Linked DNA regions of Homo sapiens: region 1 is linked to region 2. Evidence: chromatin loops called from intact Hi-C (ENCODE). Cell type or tissue: adrenal gland. All regions are shown on one strand. Links, peaks and the distances in the headings refer to the core of each region. The heading gives the core; the rest is flanking DNA.

Region 1 (15,368 bases), core at 4,816-12,815, 140 kb after region 2:
GGCAACGCACAATGTCAAAACTACCTACACAATAATACTACTATGTTAACTTGTCTTTTTCATTATCACTTTCTCCTGAGTTCTCAGTGGAATTTTCTAGATACTACATAATTATCTGAAAAGGCTATTAAGATATCCTTCCCTTTTCCAACTACATGTCTGTATGAGGCCATATCTTTATATACTTCAACCAAAACAATATGCCACAACAGACTGAATGCAGAGCAAACATCAGGATACAGCTGTTTTCTATTATGCCAGGCATTAAACACATTTGCAAAAATGTACAACAATTCCAAGCCTCTCACTAAAAGTTTTGTTTTAGAAAATATATTTTTCATAGAAGTTTTATGTTAATATGTAATGATTTATTGTTATTTTAAATGCATTAATAAGTAAATTAAAGTTTTCTCACTTATTACCAACGTTAACAAAAGCATTTTGGAGTCTGCCGATCATTTTTAAGCATTCAATGGTCTTGAAACCAAAGAGTTGAGAACCACTGCTCTAGAAGATGGTGAGTACAAATATAAAACAACTGGACTTGTAAGCAATGATTAACTGAAGAAAGAATAAAGCCAATAGAACTCTGTTTCTAAGCTGGCCAGGAGACACTGCTAAGGATGCTCACCATGGTTCTTCATCCAGTCAACTAATTACCCACAGCTCTTTGGGGGCTACATCTAAGTCTAACTTCCTCCTTGTAAACCAAACCGTTTATTTGCCCAGCCAAATATTTGCTAGCTCTTTCTAGTTGCATGCAAACTTTTTAAAATGAAATGTTTATGGAAGTCAGTGTGGCGATTCCTCAGGGATCTAGAACTAGAAATACCATTTGACCCAGCCATCCCATTACTGGGTATATACCCAAAGGACTCTAAATCATGCTGCTATAAAGACACATGCACACGTATGTTTCTTGCGGCATTATTCACAATAGCAAAGACTTGGAACCAACCCACATGTCCAACAATGATAGACTGGATTAAGAAAATGTGGCACATATACACCCTGGAATACTATGCAGCCATAAAAAATGATGAGTTCATGTCCTTTGTAGGGACATGGATGAAATTGGAAATCATCATTCTCAGTAAACTATCGCAAGAACAAAAAGCCAAACACTGCATATTCTCACTCATAGGTGGGAATTGAACAATGAGATCACATGGACACAGGAAGGGGAATATCACACTCTGGGGACTGTTGTGGGTTGGGGGGAGGGGGGAGGGTTAGCATTGGGAGATATACCTAATGCTAGATGACGAGTTAGTGGGTGCAGTGCACCAGCATGGCACATGTATACATATGTAACTAACCTGCACAATGTGCACATGTACCCTAAAACTTAAAGTATAATTTTTAAAAAAAGCAAAAAAAATAAATAAAAAATAAATAAATAAATAAATAAATAAAATAAATGTTTATGCTAAAATGTCACACTTACAATGGCTTTACATGAGGATTTAATTTCAATTTGAGAGGACAGCTGGGTCCGTTGTCAGCCTGAATACCATTTCTGAGACCTGCTGCACATCTGTGGGTTATTGCAAGGAGAACGGGTAGAGTGGTGCCCAGAGCAGCCCTGACTCACCTTCCTGGTAGCTTATTCATTTCTTTAGTTTCATGTGACTTATATTTCTGGGTAATATGGGCTACTGATGCCAGAAAAGTTTATATTAAATGTTCCTTTTTTGTACAAACATGCAATGTTCATTTTGATCAAAGCTGACTCCTGAAGGAGATTGGTATGCGTGTGTGTGCATGTGTAGTGTGTGTGCATGTTCTGAAACAGGTATCTTTCTGTCTTGCTCTTTCAGCCACTCTTATCTTTGGTTCAGAGAAAGTTCACCATTGTTCATTGTTCTACATTGACCTATTTCTCAAGAGCTCAGAGCTAAGGCAAACAGTTTGATGATATACAATTCATCCGTATCCCTGAAGCTTCTCTTCTGTCTTAAACATGCTTCCAGTCACTTTTTTTTAAGTCTCTTCACTATGTAAAAATGTATTATTACTTCAGTGAGTCAGTCTTACCTAGAAACCCCTTCAAAGGCATCATCCACAAGGCTGAAGTTGGCACTGTGGTCTAATGACTGAAACCCAACTAGACAGGGTGCAGCTGAGAATTGCTGATTCTGTGGGAACTTAGACTTCCCTGTCTCAGTTCTCCCCTCTGTGAAAGAGAAATAGCTCTCTGCACCTCTGTTCACCTCCCAGCCACATAAGAATTTTGAGAAATAATTAGTGTCTGAGCACCTCCTTATTAGCACTCTTTCTCCCATTGTTTGCACTAATCTCCTGGTCTCTCAGCCCACGAAATCCTACCCATTCTTCGAGTAGCATTTCAGGAGCACTCCAATGTGTAATAATTTCTTATGACTGGGCTGTTTATTTCATTCTTGAAATATATTACCCTGCAATAGTCATTGTATTATGAATTTTCCAGAAATATATCATATGTTTTTCCAAATAGCCTTGGGTTTCTTGAGAGAAGAGATTTTTTTCTTATTCAACTTTGCCATAGCACCTAACAGAAAGCTTTGTAACCCAAAAGGTACTCAGTACATTTAGAGAGAAAAGATGGCCAACCATGTATTTCGTACTTGCCATGTGCCAAGCACTGTGCCAGGTGCTTTTGAATGTGTTCCCTAATTGAATTCATGGAATTGAGGATGGAAATGGGGACATGACTTGTCCAAGGTAACACAGAAATCCCAGGGCAACAGCAGCTGAAGCTGGTGGCTACAGCTGTTTTGTTTTTTTTGTTTTTTTTTGTTTTTTTTTTTTTTGCTCTGAGCTGAGTACTTTTTTCTATTCCATCAAACTGCCTCCTGGAATAAATATGTCTTGATTAATAGCTCTTCCTGCTCATTATCTTTATTTCTTCCTCCTTGTTCTAATCAATATTAATATCATGATACAACACTTTAGTATATTTTCCTTTTTAAATAGAAAGATATTTGCACAAGATTATGCTCCATTTTTATTACGGTTGGCCTGGGACAATCAGTCATTCCATTCACTCTACTAATATATATACATGTATGTGTATATATATGTGTGTGTGTGTGTGTGTGTGTGTGTGTGTGTGTATACTGAGACAGGGAAGTCTAAGTTCTCACAGAGTCAGCAATTCTCAGCTGTACCCTGTCCAGTTGGGTTTCAGTCATTAGACCGTGATGCCAGCATCAGCCTTGTGGATAATGCCTTTGAACGGGTGTCTAGGTAAGGCCAATTCACTGAAGTAATAATACATTTTTACACAGTGATAGGACTTTTTAAAAAAGTGACTGTAAGCATGTTTAAGACAGAAGAGAAGCTGCAGGGATGTGGAAGAATATGTATACATATATACACACACACATATACAGAAATATATATACACATATTATACATATATACATATATATATGCTGTGACAAATTACCATGAATTTCATGGCCTAAAGCAACAGAAATTTATTGTCTTATAGTTCTGGAGGTCAGAAGTCTGCAATGAGCCTCTGAGGTGTGGGCAGAGTTGTGCTTCTTCTGGAGGTTCTGGCGGAGGCTCCATTTCTTTGCCTCTTCCAGCTTCCAAAGGCTGCCTGCATTCCTCGGCTCATGGCCTTATTTCAGCTTGAAAGCCAACAATAGCTGATCAAGTCTTTCTCAGCTGCATCACTCTGACACTGGCCTTCCTGCCATCTGCTTCCATGTATAACGATCCTTCTGGTTACTTGGGTCTTCCCAAAATAATCCAGAGTAATCTTCTCATTTTAAGATTCTTAACCTAATTGCTCTCCTGCAAATTCCCCTTTGCTATATAAGGTAGCATATTCACAGTTCCTGGGATATGGAGGTGGACATCTTTTGGAAGATGGGGACGTTATTTTGCCTACCTCACTATAGGAAGAGTTTAGTTATGTTGGAAACAGTATAAAGTAGTTCAGAGATTCCCGATCTTGATTTGCCCATTAGAATCATCTGAGAGCTCTGAAGAGTACAGATGCCCAGGCACCTCACTCAAGTACTGTGATTTAATTGAACCACACGGGCCTGGCTGTCAGCATTTTGTAAAATTACCCTCAGGTTATTCTCTTGTGAAGCCAGCTTTTAGAATCACTGGGTGTATTTAACGAAGTGGATCTGGACTATTATACAGACTGAAGTTTCAGGACCTCTTCTGCCTTTTAGGCAACTCACTTTACCTCTCTAAACCTGATTGCCCTTATCTATAAAATGGGCATAATCATCACCTTAGCAATATTATGAGGATTAAACTAGACAATCTATATAAATTCTCTGCACCTTGCCTGGAATATGTTAATCCCACAATAAAGGTAGCTATTAATCATTATTTGACTTTCATACAGTAAGTCAAATCATATCCCTAAGTTAAGGCAGACATAAATGTCAAAAGTGAATATCAAAGGATGTACCCCCAACTCACCCGCCTTGGTCAGACTTAAAGGAGTTTAGAGTTTCAACTAATTCTGGAAATGGACACAGTTCAGGTGAGTTACTAGTTTCCACTGTCATTTTATTTAAGTCTGGACAATGGCTGATTTCTCCCCTGGTTTCTTCTTTTATAGTCACTCTCTTAACACTGCAGAGAATGACTCTATAGAACAAATTAGCTTCGTATTTCGTGCAAGCAGCTTGTTGTCTGCACTTCTCTACTGGGGAATGGTGGACATCAATCCCATTCCAACAAGCTCAGAGTCCTACTGTGTTTTACATGGATCCTTTAGTAAGGGAGTATCAGCCCCTGTCTTCTAAAAGATTCATCCACTATTCCCTGGGTCCTGAGTCCCAGGCTCCTTTTGATAGCCCCAGTCCCATTCTGGCCAAGAAGGCAGGAGGACATTGAATCAGGACAGACCCCAGTCCTAGGATCGTAGCCATACTCTTCACACAGAGAGATGAGATCTTCTGCCACTGTAAGACAAAGCCTTGTTACTATCTCATTTTATTTCCATGCATTACAAAAAAATTATAGTGGACAAAAGAACCATCCTAATTTTATCGTGAGAGAAAACTGTATTTAGGTAAAAATCCCAAAGGGGTCATCAACTGTAATACTCTAATTGTGTTTTAAAATTTATTAGCTCTCAGAACCAAAAAAGAGGAAAGATTACATCATAAGTCAGAGATCTTGCTTTATTAGCTCTCAGAGTAAGAAAATAAAAAGGAAGGGAAGTTCATATATAAGAAGTATCTTCTACTTTTTTGTCTTGATTTTCTTTTGCTAACCTCTTTCTTTAACCACTGGGGAATTACGGGGAAATACGGTATCAAAAAATGTTGACCCTGGTGATTTGAAATTAAAATCAATGATTCCTAATATTCAATAGTAGTCAAGAAAACTGGAGGCTTATGATTCTACTTCCACTTCCTTCAGTTCTGGAAAGAAACTGACAACACATTACTATAGGTGACAACTTTTCCAAAGTTGGCATGTCCATGGTACAAAATATTTGTGGATATCTTTGTCCCATGAGGGGTAGACACATTTTGGTTTGTTTGTTTTGAGAAATTTTACAAACAGAAGAAACAGAATATATAAGAAACAACAATGTATTCATCACTAAGAACTGGCAAAGATTTTGTCATCTTTGCTTAAAGTCTTTCTAATACGAAAAGAATAAACATTATATATAAAGTTGAAATTCAGTCATAATTGTTCCTCAGGCCTATTTCTTGCCTTTGCTTCCCAAAGACAGTCTCTATCATGATTTCACTGTGTTTCATTTGAGGTTACTTATCTATCTACCAACTAAATGTAGTTCTATTCATCCTGATTTGTATGGCCAGGACCCCAGATCCTAGAAGGTGGAAATAATATTATTGCTCTTGTTAAAAGTTATCCTTTGCCTCTGAGTCTTTCATCTTATTCCAATCTGATCATTGATCTTAGAGAGATGCACTGGGCTTTATATGTGTGTCAAGAATGGAAACAGCATATATGTCTTATCCAAGCCTTCTGTTCCCAGTTCCCAGTTGGCCCTCTCAAGGTGAAAGGTCTTCCCCAGTGAAAAACATTTTGGGTCAATCTTATGGGATTCAAGAAAAACAATTCTATAAAGAGAATCAGGAGGAGAATTTCAAAAGCTCATGACTCAATGAGGCCTGATGAAGGAAAGCTTTATGCGTGTTATTAAGGAGTTGAAATTTTTTCTTCCATGGATTGCAAACCAAAGGCCTACTGGATTCAGGCAGGTGACTTCAATGACGGAAGCCATTATGGCAAACTCTGGAGGCTTTTCAGAGCTCCAGCAAATTGTTGCATCAGAGAATCAGACTTTGCATGGAAAGCTAGAAATTTCCATCATTACATGAATTCACTTTAGTGTTTATATTTTATCATTTTTAAAAATTAAAATCTACAGAAAAGCTTAAACAATAACACAGCACACATCTATATCCCTTTCATCTAGATTTACACCAAATTGTTAATGTGTTGCCACATATGTGTGTATATAAATTATTTCCTAAGCCACTTGAATACAAGTTGTGCAAATGACAATTCATTCTCACAGATCTCAGCATGCACCTCCTAAGAATACGAACATTCTCTAGTTTAACCATAATACTATTGGCATCCCCTATGAAAAATAATAATTTCATAACATTTAATTGCCCATATTGAAATTTCTCCAGTTGTACCAAAATTATCTTATCAACTTTTTTTTTGTGCAAACCAGAATCCAACCAAGAGTTATGTATTACACTTGATTTTTATATCTTTTTGGTATATTTTAATCTGGACAAGTTTCTCCATCATTTTATGCTTTTCCAAACTACTTTTAATGGATTTATATGAACGTATGTGAGTGTGTGTGAATTTATGTGAATGTATGTGTGTTTGCACACACAGAGATGCAACAAAAACAGGTCTGAAGACCAGATTTATGCTGTGAGTTTTATTCTCTGCACCCAGATATAGCCTATCAAAAGTCCCACAGACAAATGTGTAGTCAATATAGCTTTTGCCTCAGCCAATATTAGTGTATTTTCTTATTAGGCATGGAAAGATAAGAGATAGAGAATGCCTTCTTTTATTGACATTTATTGAGGGCCTAAGCACCTGATGCTGCACTAAACTCTAAGAATGATAAATGAAAGTCACTTGGAGGAGGGAGCTAGTTACAATAGCAGTTTGCCTGGCACCACCCTAAACCTACTAAATCTGGAATCTGCACTTTAATCTCCTCTGGTTATTTTTATGAACACTAAAGTTTGAGAACTACTATTCTAAACACACCCATGAAAATAAGAAAGTGAACTCTACCCCTGACAAGATCTAGTAGAATGAAGATGTAGAATGCTATCATACGATGCAATACATACTCTGAAAGGGTCAGAGGAGACTTTGATGGAGGAGGTGAAATTCTAGCTGAATTTGAAAAAGGGTGGATTAACAAAGGGTAAGACAATGTGGAAGAAGACATGAAGTGAGAGAAGCAAAAGCAATGCCACATGCAAGTGAAGAGGTAGTAAGCTCTGATGAAGGAAACGCTTGTATGTACTCTTAAAGAGTTGATTTTTTTTTTTTTTAAAGGTTTGGAAAGCTAGTGAAAGGCTTAAGCAAATATCATCCAGTTAAGCATAGGAAGATCATGTTGACAACCCTGCAAAGAAAGGATTAGAGGCAGAACAATTCTATCGGAAGCCACTGCAGTTAAAGAGGCAGGAAATGATGAAGTTGGTGCACTGAGACTGGAGGGAAAAGGCTGAATTCAAACAACACTTGGGAGACAGGAGCAACAGGACATGCTGGTTACACATGAACATGTAAGTCAGAGAAAGGAGTCTAAAGCCAATCCTCAGCTCGCATTTCAGTCTTGTGTAGATGGTGCCTGTTGGACATTCAGGGGAAAATGTCTCTTATGTGGTTACCTAGCCAGGAGAGCAACAGTAAGACCCTCAGAATTGTGAACCAGGGACCCATGAGAGGCCTGCAGCTGGGGCAAAATGCTGTGACGAAATAAGCCTTGGATCAGACTGTGGGCTTGGTGCACACTTGCATGCTGAGCAAAGGAACTTGTTAACACTATTAAAAAAGTGGAACCAACCACTGGTGAACATTATGGTTTTGTTGAAAGATCCCTGTATGCTTTGCCTACTTCTAGTGCAATGATTTTCTCTCTCCACTCTTTTTTATCAGTTGCCTCCAAAATAAAATGAGTATCTCAGGAGGAGTGTTCAAGACAGTTCATTGGGCATGAAGAGAAATTGTTAGAAATCTTATACTTTAAAAATCTCTTCCTTTATTTTCTATTTTTGTTTGCACTTTATAATGGTTAAAGTATATGCATAACATACTTTATAAGAAAAATTTCGTACAAGATGAATTTAGCAGTTTATTTGAATAAAAAACAATTCATGAATTGGGCAGCATCAGAACCACAAAAGGTTCAGAAAGCTCCACCCCAGCAGCATGGGCAGTGAGTTTTCATAAGTGCACTAAGAAAAAAGACAAAGAAAATATATTTGACTGTTTAGAGCAAAAAGACTAGTTAGAGGTTAGTTGGCAGTATCTGATTGGGAAAGTCTTTACTTAGATGTTAGTTGGCCATTCTAATTGGTAAAGTTTATCTTATTGTTTATATTGGGCTTTGGTTTGCTAACATAAAAACCTAAAACTCTGGAGCCTTCCCAGCCTAATGCTCTGTCAATTAAAATGTTGTAACAGACACATACACACCATACACACATATATACATACATGTATATATATGGGTTCATTAATAAATATTCACATTTTTGCAGTGCTTACTCAAATATATTTTACTGCTAGCTATACAAAACCAAAAATCTTCAGTGACCACTCTTCTGCATGGCAGAAAATCAGGAAGAGACTAAAGGATGCGAAGTGGGGAAGCAGACACTGTTCTCATACCTCTGCTTCTTAAAGATTGCTGACATCTTTTATAAGGTTTTGTCCACTAATAAAACCCCATGTAGCAAAAACCTCTGGAAGGTATTCAAGTCCCTTATAACTTTCCGTAATATAAATGCATTTCTAGAATTTTAGAAGCTTGGAGGTGGAAAAATCTCTGATGTTAACCAAGTAGTTTCCTACTTGGAAGAAAGCAGGAAGAATGAGCAGGTTAGAGGAAAGAGGTTGAAGTTAGAAGGATTTAGGGAGAGGAAAGTAGAGAAAAGCCACTTTTTACACATTAAATAGGAGCCAGTCCTGCAGCTTGCAGATCGTAATGCTTCTCTGATATGTGTACATGAGTGTTGAGTTGAGTAAGGGGAAGTAGCTGTTAAAGTCAAAGAAAATAAGCAGAACCCATTTCTTTTCTTCTCTCCTACACAGTCCATTCTCATCCTAATGTGTTTGGGCACTGAGTGATTTCTGACAACAGACAATGAGCTCTCTAGAGGAATACACACCTTTAATGAACTGTGATCAGGATGTGATTGGCTTAAAGACAGAGCTCTTGACAAGTCAATATATGTTGGCAGGGCAACAACAAGCTTCCAGAAAGGCGTGGACTCCTCAGAGCTTCATCTGCTGCTGTCTGGAGCAGTGGCGAAGCTTGGGAGGCCACTCCCTGGGTGAGCAAGCAGAAGGTGGCAGCCCTCCCCCATCTGTTTTCACAGGACGCTTAATCCCTGTAGTAAGGGAAACCGTCAGGACTGTGCTAAAGGCTGACTGGAGGCCAAATCATTTCACTTTCAAACACATTCATGATTTGTTTTCTGAGTAAGTCACTGGAGGCTTTTATCTGGCACAGCAGAGCTGGCTTGGCCACCAGAACCAGATCACCTTTCCTTGAAAGATGGCTGGAATGGCCATCGGTTTCGTGTTATTTACTCCTTTGAGAATATTAACTTCATCATTTTTTTAATTGTGGAAAAATATAATTGCTAGTAAGTACAACAATAAGTACAGTATTTAATTTAGAGGACAGAGAAGCAAGCACATTGACAAGTGATAGGCATGAACAGGCTGACACCTCAAAGTCATCATTATACTGAGCAGACAGCACAGGATAGGGTTTCTCCACCTGGAGAAGAGGGGAGTGTGGGATGAGATAGGGACAGTAGAAAATTTGGGCTGGGGTATAAAGACAGAAATTCTTATATCTGAAATGGATATTTGATACTGGGAGTAGTGAGTTGAGAATAAGCTGACCTTCTCCATCTCTACTACACCCACCCCCACTCTAATTCTCTTACCTAGGGTTTTATCTCCTTGTATTGCACAACAGAGCTGCACCAGATAGAGAAGTGGAAACCTAGTTTTTACGTCCACAAAGAATGAGCTACTCATTGAGACATTCATCATTTGCTTAGAATTACTCTTGCATGGGGGAATGGAAGCCCTAAACATTTAATAAATATCCAGAAGCACTGAGGTGTTAGCTTGATTCTGTAGCAGATGTTAAGACCAAAAACTTTATTTAAGAAGCATTTGAATGATTTTTTTAAATTTAATTGCTCAGGTTTCCCTGTAATTTATGAAGGCCTTTAGTGAATAGCCACAAAAATAATGAAAACTTCATATTCAAATAATAACTTAATATTACATTACTGGTTTCCTTTAGAAACATAATGCAAGTAATTCTTTTCAACTTCACCTTCTGTCAACACCATCTCAAGGAGGACTATACATAAAGGAAAATATGCTCCTCATATTTTTATATTTTCCTCTAAATGATAGGGGAAAATACTACTACTATACGGTGTCTTAAAAGTCTTACATTAATTCTCCAGTTCAGAAAATTGGTTGCCTGTAGCCAAAGCATGTAGTAAAATAGGTTTGCATGAAAAGCAATGCTTTTGCTTTTATTTTTTTATTTTTTATTTTTAAATTTTATTTTATTTTATTTTAAGTTCCAGGGTACATGTGCAGGATGTGCAGGTGTGTTACATAGGTTAACGTGTGCCATGGTGGTTTGCTGTACTTATCAACCCATCACCTGGGTATTAAGCCTGGCATGCATTAGCTATTTTTCCTGATGCTCTCCCCTCCATTGCCCTCCCCCAACAGGCCTCAGTGTTTGTTGTTCCTCTCCCTCTTTTATTGATTATAAGACACATAACACAGAGTGACAAGGGGAGAATCAAATGTAATTATCAGCATCATCATCTTGTTGTAATCAAATAATATTACTGCACAAATTTTCCTTTGTGAGCAAAGATTTTATAAAAATAGAAAAATGGGTGTTTATTATTATGTAATAATAAGAAAAGCTCAAAATAAGATAAATTTGAGCAAGTATCTATACTTCCGCTTATTTCGGAAACATACCATCATGTTACTAAACTCACCTCATAGCATTTTAGTTGTTTTTATTAAATCTTCAAACCTTTCAGACACTACTAAGCATAGAGACCATTCATAACAAATGAAACTTTCAGTTTTTTAAACTAAAACTTTCTAAATGTGTACATTTCTTTTCTGCCTTTTTGGAAAGCAAACTTTTAAAAATGTATATACTTTTAGGACACAGAGGCTGAGAGATATAAATTGCTGGGCTCACCTTCCCTTTAGTGGGACAAATGCATTAAAAAAGAGCAAGAGTCCCACAAACCAGGAAGCTGCCCTTGGCCTCTAATACATTAATTAATGTTTATAAAGTGCCTTCTGTATGCCTGGCAATGTACTACAAGCTGGAAATCCAGGACAAATAAGCCACAGTTACCGCCAACCCTTAAGGAACTCATGATCTAGTGAGAAACACAGACATATCTCCAACAACTAAGAGAGAGTACAAGACGCCAGAGCTCAGAAGGCCTTACCCAGTCTTGTGGGACAAAGTTCAAAAGGAGATCATATCTACACTGGGTTTTGGAGCATAAGCAGGAGTTAGCCAGGTGAAAAAGGAGAGGGGGCAGTACATTCCATGAAGACAGGGCGTGTTGCTTGCTTTTGGAGGATTATTTCATTTTATTTTATTTTATTTTATTTTACTTTATTTTATTTTATTTTATTTTTGAGACAGAGTCTTGCTCTTGTTGGCCCGGGCTGGAGTGCAATGGTGCAATCTCAGCTCACTGCAACCTCCGCCTCCTTTGTTCCAGCAATTCTCCTGCCTCAGCCTCCTGAGTAGCTGGAATTACAGGTATGCACCACCACCACGCCCAGCTAATTTTTGGATTTTTTAGTAGAAACAGGGTTTCACCATGCTGGCCAAGCTAGTCTCGAACTCCTGACCTCAGGTGACCTACCCTCCTAGGCCTCCCAAAGTGCTGGGATTATAGGCGTGAGCCACCTCACCCAGTGGATTATTTTATTTTGTTTTGGCCATCTGAGAGAGGTTGGCAGAGAGGAGAAGAAAAACAAGTAATCCCAAATTCCAGTTAGGCTTCCTTCATGGCCCAAGATCAACTGTCCCATGTTAGGTAAAGTCTTCCTCAACTCTTCTGCCCCCATGCAGAAGGAATTACATATTCCTGGGTATTTCCAGATGCCTTTATTCATACTTTGAGCTTAATACTCATCACAGTGTGTCATGGTTAGTTATACAGTGTCTATCTCTATAGTGGTTATAATACATGTTTGGTTGCAGCAAAAGAGACACAACATAACACTGATTTTTAAAAGTTAAATGTCTGTCCTCCTGTTCCCTTCTTTATAACCATCTAGCAAAATCCAGTGAAGATGGGGTTGTCTCCTGTGTTGGGGGCCAGGTCCTTCTATCTCCTGGCTCTGTCATGCCTAGAGTATTACCTTAGTCATCACTGGATCAGAAGAGCTCAGGCCCCCACAGCATCCCAGCCAGCTGGGAGGGGAAAGCATGATGGGGCCCTCTTTTAGGACACACCAAGAAGCTACATAGATCCCTTCTGCATAGATCCCATTGACTAAAACTTAACCACATGGCCAAATCTAATGTCAAGAGGGACTAGAAAATGCCTTATCCTGTGTAGCTGTGGGCCAGGTAAAAAGCCAGAGATCTCTTAGGATAGAATAAGCATCCTAAACTTTTGGCAAACTTTTTCTGCAGAGGACTAGATAGTAAATATTTCAGGCCATATACGGTCTCAGCCATGTCATCATCATTGTTGTCATCATCATTGTTACCATCATTGTCTTCTTTTGCTTCTTCTCCCTTTTCTTACAATTCTTAAAAAATGTAAATTCTTAGCCTGAGGTCTGTACAAAACATTCCACAGGCCAGATTTGGCATGCGGGCCATAGTTTGCTGACCCTACTACTCTATAAGAAGGGAAAATCATACGGGGAGGAAAGTGACCATCTCTGGCATAACGTCTGTAAGATTATAAGCCACTGAGTGGAAAATCCTTGTCTTCTCCATCTTTCTAGTCTTGGCCAGTGCTTGACCCACACAGTAAGTGTTTGATGTTTATGAATGAATGAGTAGAAGGAAGGTGGGGGAGGTTAATTTCACAATCACAATTTGTTAAAATCTCATTTAGTCCCAATGGTAGCCTCTGTTTTGGGGGGTTTCTTTTCTTTTCTTGTCTTTTCTTTTCTTTTTTTCTCTTTTCTTTTTTGAGTTTCTTTCTTTCTTTCCTTCTCTTTATTTTTCTTTCTTTCTTTCTTCTTTTTTTTTTTTCCTTCAGACAGGATCTTGCTCTGTTACCCAGGCTGGAGTGCAATGGTGGTGCAATCATAGCTCACTGAAGCCTTGAACTCCTGTGCTCAAGAAATCCTCCCACCTCAGCTTCCCAAATGTCTGGGGCTACAGGCATGCACCATCACACTTGGCTAATTTTTTTTTTATTTTTGTAGAGACAGGGTCTCACCATGTTGTCAAGACTGGTCTTGAACTCCTGGTCTCAAGCAATCCTCCTGCCTCAGCCTTCCAAAGTACCGGGATTACAGGCATGACCCACTACACTCAGCCCCACTGGTGGTCTTTTCACATGGATTATCATCTAAATACTCCATTTCTTCCAGCCTCAAGAATAGTCTAACAGAGAGCCGACAGAGTGAGTCTAGTGGGCTTTCCACACATGAGTGACCACTCTTCAGTTGATATGGTCAAGCACACCACTTTACCTCCTGACCTCAGGTGCAATTAGCTTCCAAATATTCCACATGCTCCAGTGGACCTTTCTAATTGTAAGCATCCCCCTTTGGCCCCCATTGCAGGTGACACTCCTGGGTGTGTGGAAAGATTATGGGTCCAAAGAACTTACAGCTTCTTCCTCTTGAATAAACATGGTGGCAGGCAGGAGAATCTTGTTTTGGTTTTACCCTTTTAAATATCACATGCTTGGTGGGAATGTTAGCAGAAGTATCCAGGCTGAACAGACACTTTTAAGTTCCCCTTTCTCCTCCTTATTACTCAATATCCTGAGGGCATAATAGAACTTTTCTTGTCTAAGTTTGCCTGGTCAGGGGAGGGAGGTGTGGCTCACTCAACCACTGACCGGGACAAAACCCTGCCAGGCATCAGAAAGCTCCGCAGTTCTTGAGTTCCACATGCAGAGCAGATGCGACAGCTAGAAGTGAGTAGGGCCCAGACCCTGGCCCAGGAAGATCCACTAAAGGAGGCCATCCTTCCGCCTTCTTCTGCAGGAGTCAGGTAACAGCTATGCCTAGGTTTCTTCTTTCAAATAAATGTGTAATTTTTTATAGCAGGAAAAAAGCACCACTTCCAAATTCTGGCAGCACAGACTGTGCTAGCTGAATAACTGAAGGAAACGCATGTTCTGTTGGAAAATAGCAAAAGAGATGAACAGGAGACACTAAAACTCAGCCTCATGGTAGCCAAAAGGATGATAAGCAGATAAAAATGTGGCCGGGAACGTGTCTGTCACTTGCTCTTTCGTAACTGGATAAGGCCTCTCATGTGTTCTTGTTGGAACCTCTGGTGCCACTAGCGTTAAATAACGTCTTGCAGTGAAACCAGAAACAAGGTTTTATTGCCAACAGAGCTGGGCACAGATGGTTTATTTCATCCTGGTTCCTAACAAATATGTGTCCATCCTTTTGATGAGAAAGAGTAACTTTCAATTTCCTCCAAACCTGGCAGGAGGTGAGGATTCACATGAGATTTCTACATAGACTAAAGAAAGGGACTATACTGCCATGAATTATGCCTTCTCAGAAGGAATCCTGGCAAACTGGATAAATGATGACAAACAGCTGCAGATCAGCCAAGGAGGCCTTTCAAAGCAACCAGCAACTCCAAATTTTCCTCGGAGCCTTTGGCTGTCTTGTATACATTGCTGATTCTTCTGAAAAATTCACAAGGTCTTTTCCCCCCATTTAACTTGATTTGCAGGGAAGTAATTAATAGAAATGGGCCTCTGACTCTGCCTTCTATTAGCTGTGTGACTTTGGGAGAGCCACTTAACCTCTCTGTGTCTCAGTTTTCTCATCTAAACATGGGGATAATAATAGAACTCATCTCATGGAGTTGTTGAGGGGATAAAACTATATACACTTTTTGA
Region 2 (14,742 bases), core at 6,743-14,742:
CTGTCTTGAAAACCTTTCAAAAATTTAAGTTCTTAATTTTCCAACAATATTTCTATAGCCTGTGAAAATAATACTTCCCATTTCGGGGAGGCAAATGAAATGCATCTGAACCTTGATTTTCACATAAATAATATACACTGCCATCTGCAAGCAGATGAAAACAAAACACTGTAAGCCCCATATAATGTTTGATTGGCTGATTGGCCTATGACCTAAGCGATTTTTAAAAGAATTTTGGAAGTCTTCATTGCGATTTTTTTCTTATGACTGTAACTGTATTTATTGACTAGATGATTTTATCTTCTTAGGTGGCTTCTTCTCAACCTGTATCTTCTGAGATGTATAGGGATCCATTTGGAAATCCTTTTGCCTAAATTCTGTAAGTAGAAGATCCTAATAAGCCTGTCTCAGGGGTTTTTGTGAGAAAGGGTGACATGGAATAAAGAGTGAAATTTTAATTTTAGAATTGGGAAGAGGGTAAATATCTATAATTTAGGAGTAATCGACAGGAAAATCTCTACTGAGATCATTCAATAATGACTAGGCTGGGCACTTAAGAATAGAATTCCTAAACACATCAAAAAATAGTAATATACCCTTGGGGATGTGGATTTTTATCTTATTCCATGTTCTTGGTTTTTCAGTTCTGTGTGGGAAGTAAAACTCAAAACAACACATCACAGGTTTCTAACCTTTTTACTTTCATATTGAAGTGGTTGCAAAACAACCTAGTAATAATTTGGTTTCCTATAAAGGGTTCAGATTCCATTGACTTTCTGAAGCCACCAAGTCAGCAAAACAGATTATGATCATTACTTCTCTACCATTTAACTGTGAGCAATCTCAAAGTTAGTCTGAAAGAGTCTGATGGTATTAAATCTGAAAGTTTTAACAACTATTAAAGATCTCCTTCATAGGCAGTAGGAGCTCAAAATGAGTCTGAAGGTTGATTCTTCTGTCTCATGAACTTTATCTTAGATAAGTGATTAGGTAGAATCACCCTCAGCTGAAATCCTGGGAGGGCTCAGTGTAACTCTTTCTCTACAGAAGGTGACAGCAACTTTATTCTGATCTCAAAAGACTGAATTTAGTAGGGAAAGGAACGCTCTCCCCATTTTAGAGCAGGTAGGCCAGCTGGTAGGGGTAGAACAATAGAAATAATGAAAAACAACAACAACAACAACAAAAACCAAGCCCATTTTTTTTCCAATCTTGTCTCATCCAAACAGGACTACTAAACTGTGATTTGGCTCATCTAGAATGTAATTATTTTTAATAGATAGATATCTTAAACGTGGCGAAAACAATAAGATTGAGCTTATAGGCATCTGGATCATTTTCCCTCAACTCCAGTTCTACAATGACTGTGTTTCCTGTAGTACCTTTCCATAAACTGCTTCAGAGAACTGGGTAAATCATTAAAAATGCAAATTCCTGGGTCCTACTGCAGCCCTAAGGAATTTCTCTTTGGTGCCAAGGAAATGCTTCCTTTTAACAAGAGTGCAGGTGATTCTAAAGGTAATAAAGCAGTAAGTAGATATTTAAGAGCTAGAAGTCTTACCAGAGATCATTCTCACCTTCCATTCAAGGGGAGATATACCCAAACCAATAGAAGGAGTAAACTACACTCAGAGTCAAGATGGATTGTATGGACTAAATTGAATGAACTAGACTTCTCTTTGGAGGTCCTTCCTTCTTTAGGTCATGAAGGAAGGATAGTTTAGGTCAACCTGCTACATCAATAGATTGGGTAAGGGGAACTCTCATGGGATAAAATAACTAACATTGTTGAGCACTTGCGCTAAGCATTTTATTAGATGCTCTACATTTATCATCTTCATCAATCCTCACATCAGCCCTAGGAGATACTATTACTGACATCTTTAATAATGACTTGATATTTAATACATTGATATTCAGTTCAAAAATTCTAACCACAAGTTTCTTTCTTCTCCATACCTCTCTAGGAACTTGGTCTGCAGACCATCCAGAGGAATAAAAAGGTTGGCCTTAGTAGTCAAAAACAAAGCTGATAGCCAGACACGTTCTGATTTCTGCCCTTGTTCCAGCTTTGACGTATTATCTGTTGCCTTATTTCTCATTGCCTCTTCTACTTGTAAAATGCTTTTCACTTTCTGTCTAGGTTAAAGCTAAACTGAATCTATGGCTTTAAATAAATTAAGATCCTAAACTCTCTAGCTTAAGTGTAAATGAAGTACAGTAGTTTCCCTACTGAACCCTGCCTCTTGTGTCCCTGGAACCTTCTAGAACACCTGCCTTCTACCCTCTGGTTGGGAGATGCAGCCACCACATCCCTTCATATCATACTGTTTTGAATAAATTTTCAAATCCTTATTGTTCAGAGTTGTTTGGGGGTTCTGTTTCAGAGCATAAAACCTAAAGGTTATAGTAGAACAAGGCACCTTCTTAAAAGAAATCTTGCTTCAGACCATCAGTTACAGAGAATTTCTAAAGTAAAATTGAAGCAACTACAACTTCTCCTTAGACACTTTGGAATCTAACCACTTAAGGACCTTTTTAAAGAGATAGCTTCTCTTCTTTCTGAAGATCAATTTCTCCCAAGGCCAAGATTGTCCTTTTCTCCCATTTCTTGCTAGCTATTGCAAATGAGGGAAGAACATTATTCATCTCTCCTCCCCTTTTTTTTCTGATTCTTTTTTCAGTCAGTTTTGCTCCTGGGTTCAAGTAGTATTACCACCCTTTCACAAGCAACAGACTCTCACAGGGCAAAAAAAAAAAAAAATCTAATGATTCACAGACAGATCTGGAGCCTCTCTTCATTCTCAGTAATTGCTAGTCCCAAGAACTAGAATTGCAAATGGGCACAACCTATATCCTTCCTGTGGAAGAGGAGGCCACTCTCTTGAGCTGAAGTTCCAGAAGAGCAGTTAATGTTCAAGAGAAATTGAACTCAACTCAGCAACAAAGGACTCTATTTTGAAGAGCAACATATCACAAAGCTAAATGTGATTGTGCCAAACACATTAGGTGCTTATTTGGGGTCATGCTAGGCCTTTATCAAGTAACTGGAAAACTTTTCTTGCAGCCACAATCTCAATGTCGTTAGTAGGAAGATAAGAGGGGAGAAAAAGCTGTAGAACAAATGTTTGGGGTTACCATTGAAAATCTAATGTCTGCAATATTTTTCTCCTCACAACTTGGAAACGTTCCCAGTTCATTTTCAGTCCTGTTGTGAGCACAGTTCTGAAGGGTTTATTATTGTCAAAATAAGTTTTGTTTTGTTTTGTTTATGTTGGGTTTTTAATGTTGTCTCTTGACCCTTAATGCTCAGGTTCTTGTGGGAGTTAATCAGCCACATCCAATGTTACCTTGAGGGGGAAGAAGAGGGTGATGCTCAGAAGCTAAACAAGACAGGGGCCACATGACCCTCTATTGATTAGCCCCAAGTAGAAAGTCCTGTGGTTTTATGTTTAATGGTAATAGTTGATCATATATGGCATAATTTTCTATCAGCTTCCTACTCAGTCACTATAAACACAGACTTGAAATAGTACTTTAAATGTCCAAATACCTAAATGTGCTAAACTGGAGGTAACTATTTCTAGGTAGTTGAATTTTTGAAAGTCATGATCAGCCACACAACTGTTTTGTACATACTTATTTTCTCATGCACTTTTCTGTATGCAAATAAAGCTATAAATTTACTCATTTCAATAAACTGGAGTGGCAGAATATCATGTGGTACCATCGGTTTATTCTACCTGCTTTGAGTTGACATTAGAGGCAAGCTATAAAACATACCAGTCTGAAGTGGAGAAAATGTTAGCTATAATAGATTCTGGATTGTCACAACAGTGAAGAGAAAGTGGAAATCCATGAAATAGGACCGTGAGTAAATTACCGTCTGATCTATTTCACACCTTCTTCTGTCTCAAACCCACACACACTCCCTTTCCGGGAGTGTAAGGAAGACTAGTAGATAAGACCTGTACCAGAACAACCTCAGCTGACATCCACTATAAAATCACTCATTAGTGCACTATTGGTTCATGCCTTTTACCCTTGGCTGCCTCTTGTTTTTTACTCAGTCATATTTGACCTCACCAAGACACGACTGTGTGGACTGCTCTAGGCTGGCACAGGCCCCTCTGGAGAGCTGTTGCATGAGGTGAGTGGGCTGATGAACAGATGTTTTTAGCATTAGGGCGCTCTTAAACTGTCTCACCTAGTATAAAAGTTCAAGGTTCTCATTCACTGCAAAAAGACCTGCAACTACAAGAAAGAGAATCCCAAGGTGGGCTTTGCATGGATATAGAAGTCTTGGTATTAAACCTAACTTTTCTAAGGAATAAGACATTTTGGGGTAGGATTATCTATTGGTGTATAATATTTTGGAATGTTCCTTATTACTGCCTTACCTTTCTCCTTGACTGAAACATTTGGTCTCTTTCTAACAATAGTGAGGTGGAATAGAAATACACTCCATACAAAAGCAGGTTCCAGGGGAATTGAAAGTAAGCCACAGATGAGCTAGAGAAGGCTGCTGATAAGAATATGTTGCACAAATTATCTGGCTTATCCAGGTGCTCTGCCGTGCGTCTAACCCGTTGAGCCTGTGTGTTATCTCCACGTGACTTAATCTGTGAGATCTTGCCACAGGTTAACTTGCTCGTGTGTACAAGAGGCGGACATTCCTTTCAGTGCAGTCGGAACTACTGTTGATCAAGCAGAGAGTGGCAGTTACTGAAGTGTCCCTGCAAAGTGGAAACACACCTGTTCCTTATACAGTTGGCTCTCCTAACCTCAGATTTCGCATCTGCAGATTCAACCAGCCACAGATGGAAAATATGTGAATAGAAAATAAAATAAAAATAATGCAGCAATTAAAATAATACAAATAAAAACAATACAGTATAACAACTATTTACACAGCATTTATATTATATTAGTTATTATAAGTAATCTGTAAATAATTTAAAGTGTATGAGAGAATGTACATAGGTTATATGCCATTTTATATAACGGACTTGAGTATCCGCAGATTTTGGTATCTGCAGGAATTAATCCTCCACAGATACCAAGGGACAACTGTAATTTCTTTAATAAGCAGTGGTATTCACACCTGTGTGCCAGAAGTTCAGCTTTTCATGGTAACCCTATTATCTTGGAAAGAGAGTTCCTTTACATATCAAATATATCTAAGCTAAAAGCTGAACTTTAACAGCCAGCATGCCCTTAAATTTCTCACATAAAAGGGAGAAGGTATAGACTTTCCCAAAATAACCTTGCATCTGTGAAGTACTTTACCATTTATGCAAAATAACTTTATTCCATTGATGCCATTCATAACCCTTTGAGGAGGGATCTGTTACTGTTGCAAGTCTTACTCAGGCAAGACTGGCATCCATGCTTTAAAAAAAGCTGCACTCTACCCCAACTCTTAAGGGAGTGTTTTTCATGGTATTTTATTACAAAACTGTGTGTTGAAGTAGAGAGATCCTTTCATCAATTGATCTCAGACTTTACCATCAAAATATTAACTGTGGTGTCTAGAGAGAGCCAAACAGAGGGTAATTTTGTGTCTTTCCTGAGGTGGAAGGAAAAGAAAAGGGGGGAAGGAACAGAGGATGTAGCTAACCCAGGAGTGTGGTTGACCGTGGAATAACCTGATGAGTGAGGACTCTGACCCATATTCCCGGAATACGTTTAATACAAAATCTGGGAAAAGATGGGAGCTGCCCCAAAGCCCCTGGTAAATATTTAAGCTATTACGATTTGAGGAGGTTGCTAAACAATAAAACAAATAATTATTGCTGGGAAATGGTATGTTTTGAACTAATTCCCTTCTGCTAAAAATAAAAACTCATGTTCTAGGCTGATATGTACAATATCAGCCTAGGGACATATACAAGGCTATGTACTGGCAGCAGCTCTGTTAACATGTTGTAATTACAGCAACGCTGATGGACAAGGGCCAGCCATTTGTCATCTCACCTGATGAGTGGCCAAGCCCCTCATTTGCCCTTGCTTGGAATTGTGTCCTGCATTTAATTACTAAACCTCTACCACATACTGAAATCATACAAGTGCTTGTCTCCAGCAAGACCATGGTGTGGGCTGCTCAGTGGCAAAGAAGCTGGCCTTCTGCAGAGATGAAAGATGAGGTTGTTAAAAATGGAAGGGAAAAAAAAACCCAACTCTGAAATTCTTTATGACTAATTTTTCCTTGTGATATTGGTTGTGGAGTTTTCTGTCAATTCTTTATTCACTTGGTTGATTTCAACCATTATTTTATCTTACTTACAAGAAAGCAGAATCATTGCTGCTCTAAAAGTTACAGGGTAACATGACTGGGCTGGAATTGAGTAGAGGATGCTTCTCGGGTGTGTCTGATGCTGCCTCCTTAGTGGAAGCTCTAAAATTTCACTGTGGCATTGCAAGACCTGTGGATCTTTGGACAGTCAGTAAGAAACAGCTATGGAATGGGGCAGGCATTCCTAATGAGATCCCTGGATACTAAGATCCCTTAACTTACTGCTAAGGGACTTTCAAGAAACTGTTTCCTTCACTATAAAAGAGTCAAATGGAAATGACCCTCAACATATTTATATCAAATCAGTAAAAATTAAGTGTTTCTGCCTGCTGGTCAAAGTTTTAATGTACATATGTCTATGTTTGCCTTAAAAACTGGGAAAAGTATTATTAAGCAAAAAACTTAGTTCACTATCACAAAGTTCCCAAGAAAATTGAAACTAAGAAGGGAACAAAGGGCAACTGAATGGCGAAAACCCTCAGCAGAGTGGAAAACCCTGGAATCAGAGTTTAAAGACATGGTTTGTTCAAATCTCACCCCTGCCTCTTCTGTGTAGCCTTGCAGGTATTTCTCTGAGCCTCATCTGTGAGACTAGAATAAAAGCTTACCTTCTATGGAGTTGACAGGACTCAGTAACGAATTTTATAGTAAAGTACCCTATAAGCAACATGACGTACTTAAAATAATAACAATAGTAGTAATAGCAAGGTAGGAAAAGCCTGAGATGTGGAGCCAGACATAGCAAGTACAAATGTGCAGTTACTCGTCCCTGGCTGACGCTGGACAAATGATGTAATCTCAATGTGTCTCCATTTCCTCAGCTGTAAAACAGATTATTTTCAGGATTAAATGAGATTGCATATATAAATATGGCCTGACACATATTAGAAGTTCAATAAACATTTATTTTGTTATTTGGAAGCCTTTAAGTGTTATACAAATGAAAATGTTACTATTTTCACTGCTCTAGTCTAATGCATGATGATGCTTTATTTCTCTGACATACACACAGAAACATAAGCCTCATTTCAAAACACCTCAGACACATGATAGATGTTAAGGACAAGAAAGAGTTAAAAGCATAAAAATGTGGAGCATATTATTCATATATTTTATATATTTATATAATATTTATGATTTTATATTATAATTATGCATTATATGTAATATATAATTACATATATTATAATTATATAATTATAATATGTAATATATAATATAATTTGGCTCTGTGTCCTCACTCAAATCTCATCTCGAATTGTAATCCCCACATGTTGAGGGAGGGACGTGCTAGGAGGTGATGGGATCATGGGGACGGTTTCCCCTGTACTGTTCTTGTGATAGTGAGTGAATTATGAGAGCTAATGGTTTGTTTGTTTGTTTTTGAAACAAAATCTCGCTCTTGTCCCCCAGGCTGGAGTGGGACAGAGCGATCTCAGCTCACTGCAACCTCTGCCTCCTGGGTTCAAGCAATTCTCCTGTCTCAGCCTCCCAAGTAGCTGAGATTACAGGCGCCTGCCACCACGCCCAGCTAATTTTTGTATTTTTAGTAGAGATGGGGGGTTTCACCATGTTGGCCAGGCTGGTCTCGAACTCCTGACCTCAGATGATTCGCCAGCCTCGGCCTCCCAAAGTGCTGGGATTACAGGCGTGAGCCACCACGCCCAGCCAGCTAATGGTTTTAAAGTGTGGCACTTCCTCACTCTTGCTCTCTCCTAATGCCATTTACGAAGTGCCTTGCTTTCCTTTCACCTTCCACCATGATTATAAGTTTCCTGAGGCATCCCTAGCCATGCAGAACTATGAGTCAATTCAACCACTTTTGTTTGTAAATTACCCAGTCTCAGGTGGTATCTTTTTTTTTTTTTTTGAGACGGAGTTCCACTCTATCGCCTGGGCTAGAGTACAGTGGTGCAATCACGGCTCACTGCAACCTCCGACTCTAGATTCAAGCAATTCTCTTGCCTCAGCCTCCCAAGCAGCTGGGATTAGAGTCACCCGCCACCATGCCTGGCTAATTTTTTTGTATTTTTATAGAGATGGGGTTTCACCATGTTGGCCAGGCTGGTCTTGAACACCTGACCTCAGGTGATCTGCCCTCCTGGGCCTCCCAAAGGGCTGGGATTACAGGGGTGAGCCACCGTGCCAGCCAGGTAGTATCTTTGTAGCAGTGTGAAAATGGACTAATACAATATATATTGCCAATATATAATTAATATGCTATTAGTATACTTTACTGCTGTCATTATTTTTCTACATTATATTTAACCTGAACTATGGTGATAAAATAAATACAACTGAGCAATTCAGAAAAGCCTCCTATTCAAACTAGTCAGCCAAAAATATCCCCTCACTCCCTCATCCCCCTTCCATTGATTTAGTCTCCAAAGAGACAGGTGATGTACAATCTCCAGTCACATCAACTTATCAAGTCTAATCATCACAACTTCTAATCAATTAGCATCAAATCTAGTTAGTATAAAGCATCCCATCCTGACTGCTTTTCAGTCTTTATTTCCATAAGTATCTTGATAGGGTCCAGAGAGGCCTCATAAGAGCCCTCAACATTGCTACAGCATTTTTCTTTTTGTGAGACAGAGTCTCACTCTGTTGTCCAGGCTGGAGTGCAGTGGTGCCATCTTGGCTTACTGCAAACTTTGCCTCCCAGGATCAAGCAATTTTCATGTTTCAGCCTCCCAAGTAGCTGGGATTACAGGCACACACCACCCCACCCACCTAATTTTTGTATTTTTAGTAGAGATGAAGTTTCACCATGTTGGCCAGGCTGGTCTCAAACTCCTGGCCTCAAGTGATCCACCCACCTCTGCCTCCCAAAGTGCTGGGATTATAGGCGTGCGCCACTGCACCTGCCCTGCTACAGCATATTTGACAGATTCATACTGTTTCCAAATGTAGCCCACCTGTTATTAGCCAAGACTCACAGGAAGTGTCTTTCAGGCATGGACTCATCCCATGACATAGTTACACGAGTTGTGGCATCCATTCGAATCATCTTATTACTTGGCAGTTCTGCATGGCCTACACTCCACAGCAAGCTCAGGAAAAGGTGAGATCAGTCCCATTGAAGACCTCAAGTTCTCTGCATAAAAAGGAGAGGGGCCAAGAAAGTGGGTGAGAGTAGATACCTTTTACCACAGGTAGGAATATCAGTAGAAAAGGTAAGGCAGTACTGGAGAAAATAGCTGTATATTCTGTCTTCCCTCAGCTCCACCCCTTGCTTTGCTGGTCTTTATATGTGCTAATGTTTGAAATTTGCCTATAAGTAATAATAATACTTATAAAGTCCCTTTAAGAACTATATCCAGAGATATCTGATGTCTTTCTTCTCAAGGTGGTCATCCTCAGTCTCAACCCTGGCTACACGTTAGAATGATCCGCAAAGCTTTTAAAAGCATGGATGCAGGGTCTCATCACAAGTCAATTAACTTAGAGCTGAGCAGACAGCGGGCAGCCATCACTACTGTTCTCAAGAGTCCCCAGGTCATTCTATTTTTGCAGTCAGTGCTTTAAGAGCAGTTGTGATGTCCACATTCTCTGGTGTTCCCAAAAAGGCACTGCTCTTCCCACAAGTGCTGGGAAGCATGAAATGTGAGGGGGAGACTATTTTTCATGGGTAGGAACAAGTTTTTCTGTCTCAGATTCTATCTTGTTGACATGTGTGATGCTGAGATAAGGAGACCACTCTTTCTGGTGGACGCCCTTAATGCCTTCGGGAGTTTACATCTCATTCTTCAAAATGTACCACTCGGCCTATAAGGAAAGCCAGGATTGTAAATGCATTTGCTCACGTGGAAATAACCTACCTAGCCCATTTGCAGATTAAAAAAAAAATGAAGCATCTACGTCTGTGCCATCCTTTCCACTAAGTGCAGTTCTTTACTAACTTTGACTTCATGCCTCCATGAGAAGCATCCACAGGCTTTTTTTTCCCCAAAATTGCATACTCCCTCATCTTCCACCCAACCCCTCGAGTCTTGCAAACTAAGAACTGCTGGGGGTCCTTCATTTTTGTTTCTATTTTTTTGTTTTTGTTTTTGTTTTTGTTTTGTTTTGCCGGAATTTTGCTCTTGTTGCCCAGGCTGGAGTTCAGTGGCCCCACCTCGGCTCACCGCAACCTCCGCCTCCCAGATTCAAGCAATTCTCCTGCCTCAGCCTCCAAAGTAGCTGGGATTACAGGCACCCACCACCATGCCTGGCTAATTTTTTGTATTTTTAGTAGAGATGGGGTTTCACCATGTTGGCCAGGCTGGTCTCGAACTCCTGACGTCAGGTAATCCACCCACCTCAGCCTCCCAACATGCTGTGATTACAGGCGTGAGCCACTGCGCCCGGCCTTTGTTTCCATTTTCACACAGCACTGCTGCCCATCTTAGGGACTTTAGCATTCACAGGCCCATTGCCCCATATCTACTTGTCAATATGAGAAAGCAGGAGGCCAAGAATTACAAAATGATTCTCCTTTGGTTGGACTTCAGTACCCAGGCCACCCAAATTGACAAAAACTCTGAATGCAGACAAACAATGCTTGTTCCCTGTCCTCTGGCCCTTTGCAAATAAATGCCTTACCAGACCTGCCCTGCCACCCCACTCGCAGCCACCCAGCAAGAGCAGCATGTCAGCCTGCCGGAGCTTTGCAGTTGCAATCTGCATTTTAGAAATAAGCATCCTCACAGCACAGTACACGACCAGGTGAGTCAGTTACTTTTCTGCTTGTCTCTGGAAGTTTCCTGTAGGATTAGCATCTCAAGGTCTTCTTAGCAGCAAAGTACATGACAATGTTAATCCACATGGCAATATACAGAGCCCTAGAATCTAAACTTCGAAAAGAGATAAGAAAATACATAGGGTGCATCTTTATGAGTTTTCTGTGGAAATGTGCTGCTGTTTCTGGGGATTTATTTTCAACAAGGCACTCAAATGTTAAGATTGAGGTATTCTTTAAATATCTGGAATTATAAAATAAAGCTTGTTTTCACCAGTGTATGATGAACCTGGGTTTATTAGTGCCTGATGTCTGAGAAGTTTAAAATTAAGGAAATTAATCTTTCCCTCACTCTGCTTCAATGCCTGACACCTTTAACATTTGGATACATCACCCTTTTGCCTCCACATTAGGCAAAGGTTAACTATTTTGTTTCTTTCCCTTGACATCCTGAGTTGTGTTCAGAGGCATGCATTTTGTTTAGGGCCATTTGGGATTTAGGTCATATTTCTTCCATTCCAGAATTGCAGTGATGCAGACCTGTCACTCATGCTTCTACCAAAGATACTTTTTCTCCTTTTTCTCTGATCCTAATCGGAATTGCAAAGCCCATGGCAAGTCATCCAGGAAACAAATCACCCATATAATAAGTTTTTATTGAACAGCTACACTGTACCTAGAAATGGTGGAGGTTAGGGTCACATGAGGCATCCTTCCTTCCATCCTGGAGTCATCAGAGTAGACATCGACCTGTATAATTCAATACAGGATGATCCGTTCTGGGGAGAGTACTGAAATATTCCTCACTTCAACAGTGTGGCTGGGGGGAAATGTCTGCCCAAGCCCTGTTCCTCTGCTCAGACATAACCATAACCTGCTTCCAATTCCTCATTAGTCATTTGACTCTTGGTTTACCCAAATGCTGTTTTGAACTTTGATGCCCGTCTCCAGTACATATTTGCCTGCCTCTTGGCTGCAGTTGGAGGCCGCCATTCAGCCTGGGCTCCACTCAACAAGTGGGTTATTCACAGGGCTGTATCTTTCAGGAGGGGGCACCCAGAGGTGCTACACAGATGAACATGGGCCCTGGATCCAGTGCTCGACCAGACCTTTCCTTCATCCCTCCTCTTTCCATATTATCTGTAAAGCATTGTACCATTCAGGAAATATTTTTGTTTAGTGGGCATCTGGGCACAAAAGGGATTTGGAAAGGCAGTTCCTCCAAGTTGCTTTAGCTCCCTTGAACTTCACCTGACCCTTTCTTAAGCTAAAAAATAATAATAATAATTCAAACAACCCACATTCCTAGATTGCAGCTCCTGCTGATCAAAAATGAGAGGCTGTGGGGAAGCTTTGATTGCTTTGAAGTGCGTACCCCCTGGGTCCTGGCCACACTCAGCTGTTTCAGGGAGGACCGGAAAGCCCCATTAGCTGGACCCCAGCTCCAGCAGCTGCACGGCTGAGTTTGGTTTGGTTTCGTGGGCTCCCATTGCTATGCCCTCTTGAGTTTGCCCCGGTTGCCCTGCTCTGAATGCTCTGTGCTTTGCCCTTTGACGGGGGTTGAGGTCAAAACAGAGTGTTCAGAGCCCTCAGTCATGAAGTGAGACGATTTGTTTGAATAATAGCTAACTGAAATTTGCAAAATAACTTTTAAAATCCTCTGAAGCTAGACTTCCCAGGCTCAGGTCAAGGTGCCTTTACTTACCAACAGTGTCATTTTGGGCGGGTTGCTTGGCCTCTCTGTACCTCGCTTCCCTCGTCTGTAAGATGTGGTTTTATTTATGTCCTGGGACTACCATAACAAAGCACCACAAGCTGGATGGCTTCAAACAAAAGAAATGTATTGTCTCACAGTTCTGGAGGTTAGAAGTCTGAAATCAAGGTGTTGGCAGGGCCGTGCTCCCTCCGATACTCTGGGAAGGGTCCCTCCTAGTTTCTGGTGGTGGCCAGCACTCCCTTGTATTTTATTTTTTGGTTTCAGATCATTTCAGTCTATGTGTCTATCATCACATGGCCATCTTCACATCATCTTCCCATTGTGTATGTCTTTATAAAAATGTCCCCTTTTTAAAAGGACACCAGTCATATTGGATTAGGGCCCACCCTAACGATGTCATTTTAACTTGATTACCTCTGTAAAGACCCTATTTCCAAATAAGGTCCCAGTCTTATTTGACACTTAGGACCAAATAATTATCTGGGGTTAGGACTTCAACATACCTTTCAGGGTTGGCGGGCAGGCACAATTCAACTCATCACAATGGTAATGATAGCATCTGTCTAATAAGGTTTTCGTTGTGAACATTAAACAGGTATACATGTAATGTCCTTATGACATCTGTGCCTGGCGCATGGTAAGAACTTAATAAATGCCAGGTATTTAAAAAAAATAATAACCTTCCTGTGCTTTCACTTTGCTATCTTTCTTGTTTAGGACGGAAGGGTTGGAATTACAGCTAGCCTTCAGGGCTCTCCCATGGCTTGAAGACATCTCATGCCACAGCTACAGTGACCTATTATTACTGGAGAACTGTCAGGGATTTCTAACTATTGTTTTTTTCTTTTTTCTTTTATTTTTTTACAAAGATTAATGTGCCCATGAGAACTGGCCATGAGGGGGACATCATCTCTTATGTTTCTCAAGGTAGAGCATCAATGTTTAAAACCACCATGAGAGTAGAATAGTAGCTCAGAGCGTTGCTTCTGGAGCCAGGTGGCCTGGGTTCGATCCCAGCTCCACAATTTACTGGCTCTGCGCCTTAAGTAAATTCCTTAACTTCTCTAAACCTGTACCTCACCTGCTAAATGGGAATAATAATGTGTCCTGCTGTGAGGAATACCTGAGATAACAAAGACAACATGCTTAGCACAGTGCCAGGCAAACAGGAAGTGCTCTGTGAGTGTAGCTATCATTACCTTTTCTCTCTAACTTGTAAATAACAAAATATGCACATGGTTCAAAGATCAAAAATAAAACAAGGTATACATTGAGTATCTTACTTTCCCTACTCATAACTTTCCGTGAGATTTGTGTTATTATATGTAAAGTATATATAAAGAGTTTAAAAACACTTCTTCGCTCCCACCTCATCCTACCTCTACAGGTTGTCACATATATAAGTTTCTGAGTATTCTTCCAGTACTTATTTTGTAGGTTAAACCATAGACTCATACGTAATCTTATTCTCTCCCAGTCTTTTGCAAATGATATCATATTATATATACTATTTTTTACTTTCTTTTACTTTCCTTTTTTTTTTTATTTACTTCATGGCATGTCCTGGATAACTTTCTGAGTCAATATGTGGGAACTTCCTCATTGTCATAGCTGATTAATTCTTACTGATGAACATTTGGGTGTTTCCAATCTTTCGCACTAGAAATAATGTTGCAATGAATATCCTTGTTTATATATCATTTTGTAAGTGGTTAGGTGTACCTGAGGATTAATTCCCAGAGTGATCTGAGTCAAAAGATAATCACTTTGTGACAGTGCTAAAATTGCCCTATTTGTATTATTTTGCACTTTCACCAGCAGAGTAAGAGTACTTGTTTCTCACAGCCTTGCGACAGGAACCACAGGCCAACCTTTTGATATTTGTCAACTTCATAGGTTAAAAAAAAAATAGGTATTTTGGCACGGTTTTAATTTGCCTTTCTCTTATTGAGTCAGATTGCACATTTTTTTCATACATTGAAAGGCCATATATATGTTTTTCTTCGC

What was found. Hi-C counts contacts between places; a loop is a spot of excess contacts. Peaks named below come from ENCODE experiments on the same cell type or tissue, not always from the same donor. Only the 100,000 strongest peaks of a DNase experiment are listed, where the experiment ranks them.
Region 1: it touches region 2 in a loop (3-fold over the local background); 31 of 110 quality-filtered maps call a loop at or near these places.

The regions. Positions count from the first base shown.
Region 1 is chr5:39,218,572-39,233,939 of GRCh38, reverse strand. FYB1 (FYN binding protein 1) reads left to right here and starts at 14,377. Exons shown (of 19, transcript NM_001465.6): 1 at 14,377-14,497. RefSeq lists a silencer at 1,639-1,933 and an enhancer at 12,800-13,301. In adrenal gland, for the core only: no CTCF peak of the experiment used is centred there; no DNase peak of the experiment used is centred there; H3K27ac peaks cover 487 bases.
Region 2 is chr5:39,360,651-39,375,392 of GRCh38, reverse strand. C9 (complement C9) reads left to right here and starts at 10,898. Exons shown (of 11, transcript NM_001737.5): 1 at 10,898-11,005. The coding sequence starts at 10,929. It overlaps DAB2 (DAB adaptor protein 2), which reads left to right. Exons shown (of 15, transcript NM_001343.4): 14 at 309-379; 15 at 1,968-3,716. The coding sequence ends at 374. In adrenal gland, for the core only: no CTCF peak of the experiment used is centred there; no DNase peak of the experiment used is centred there.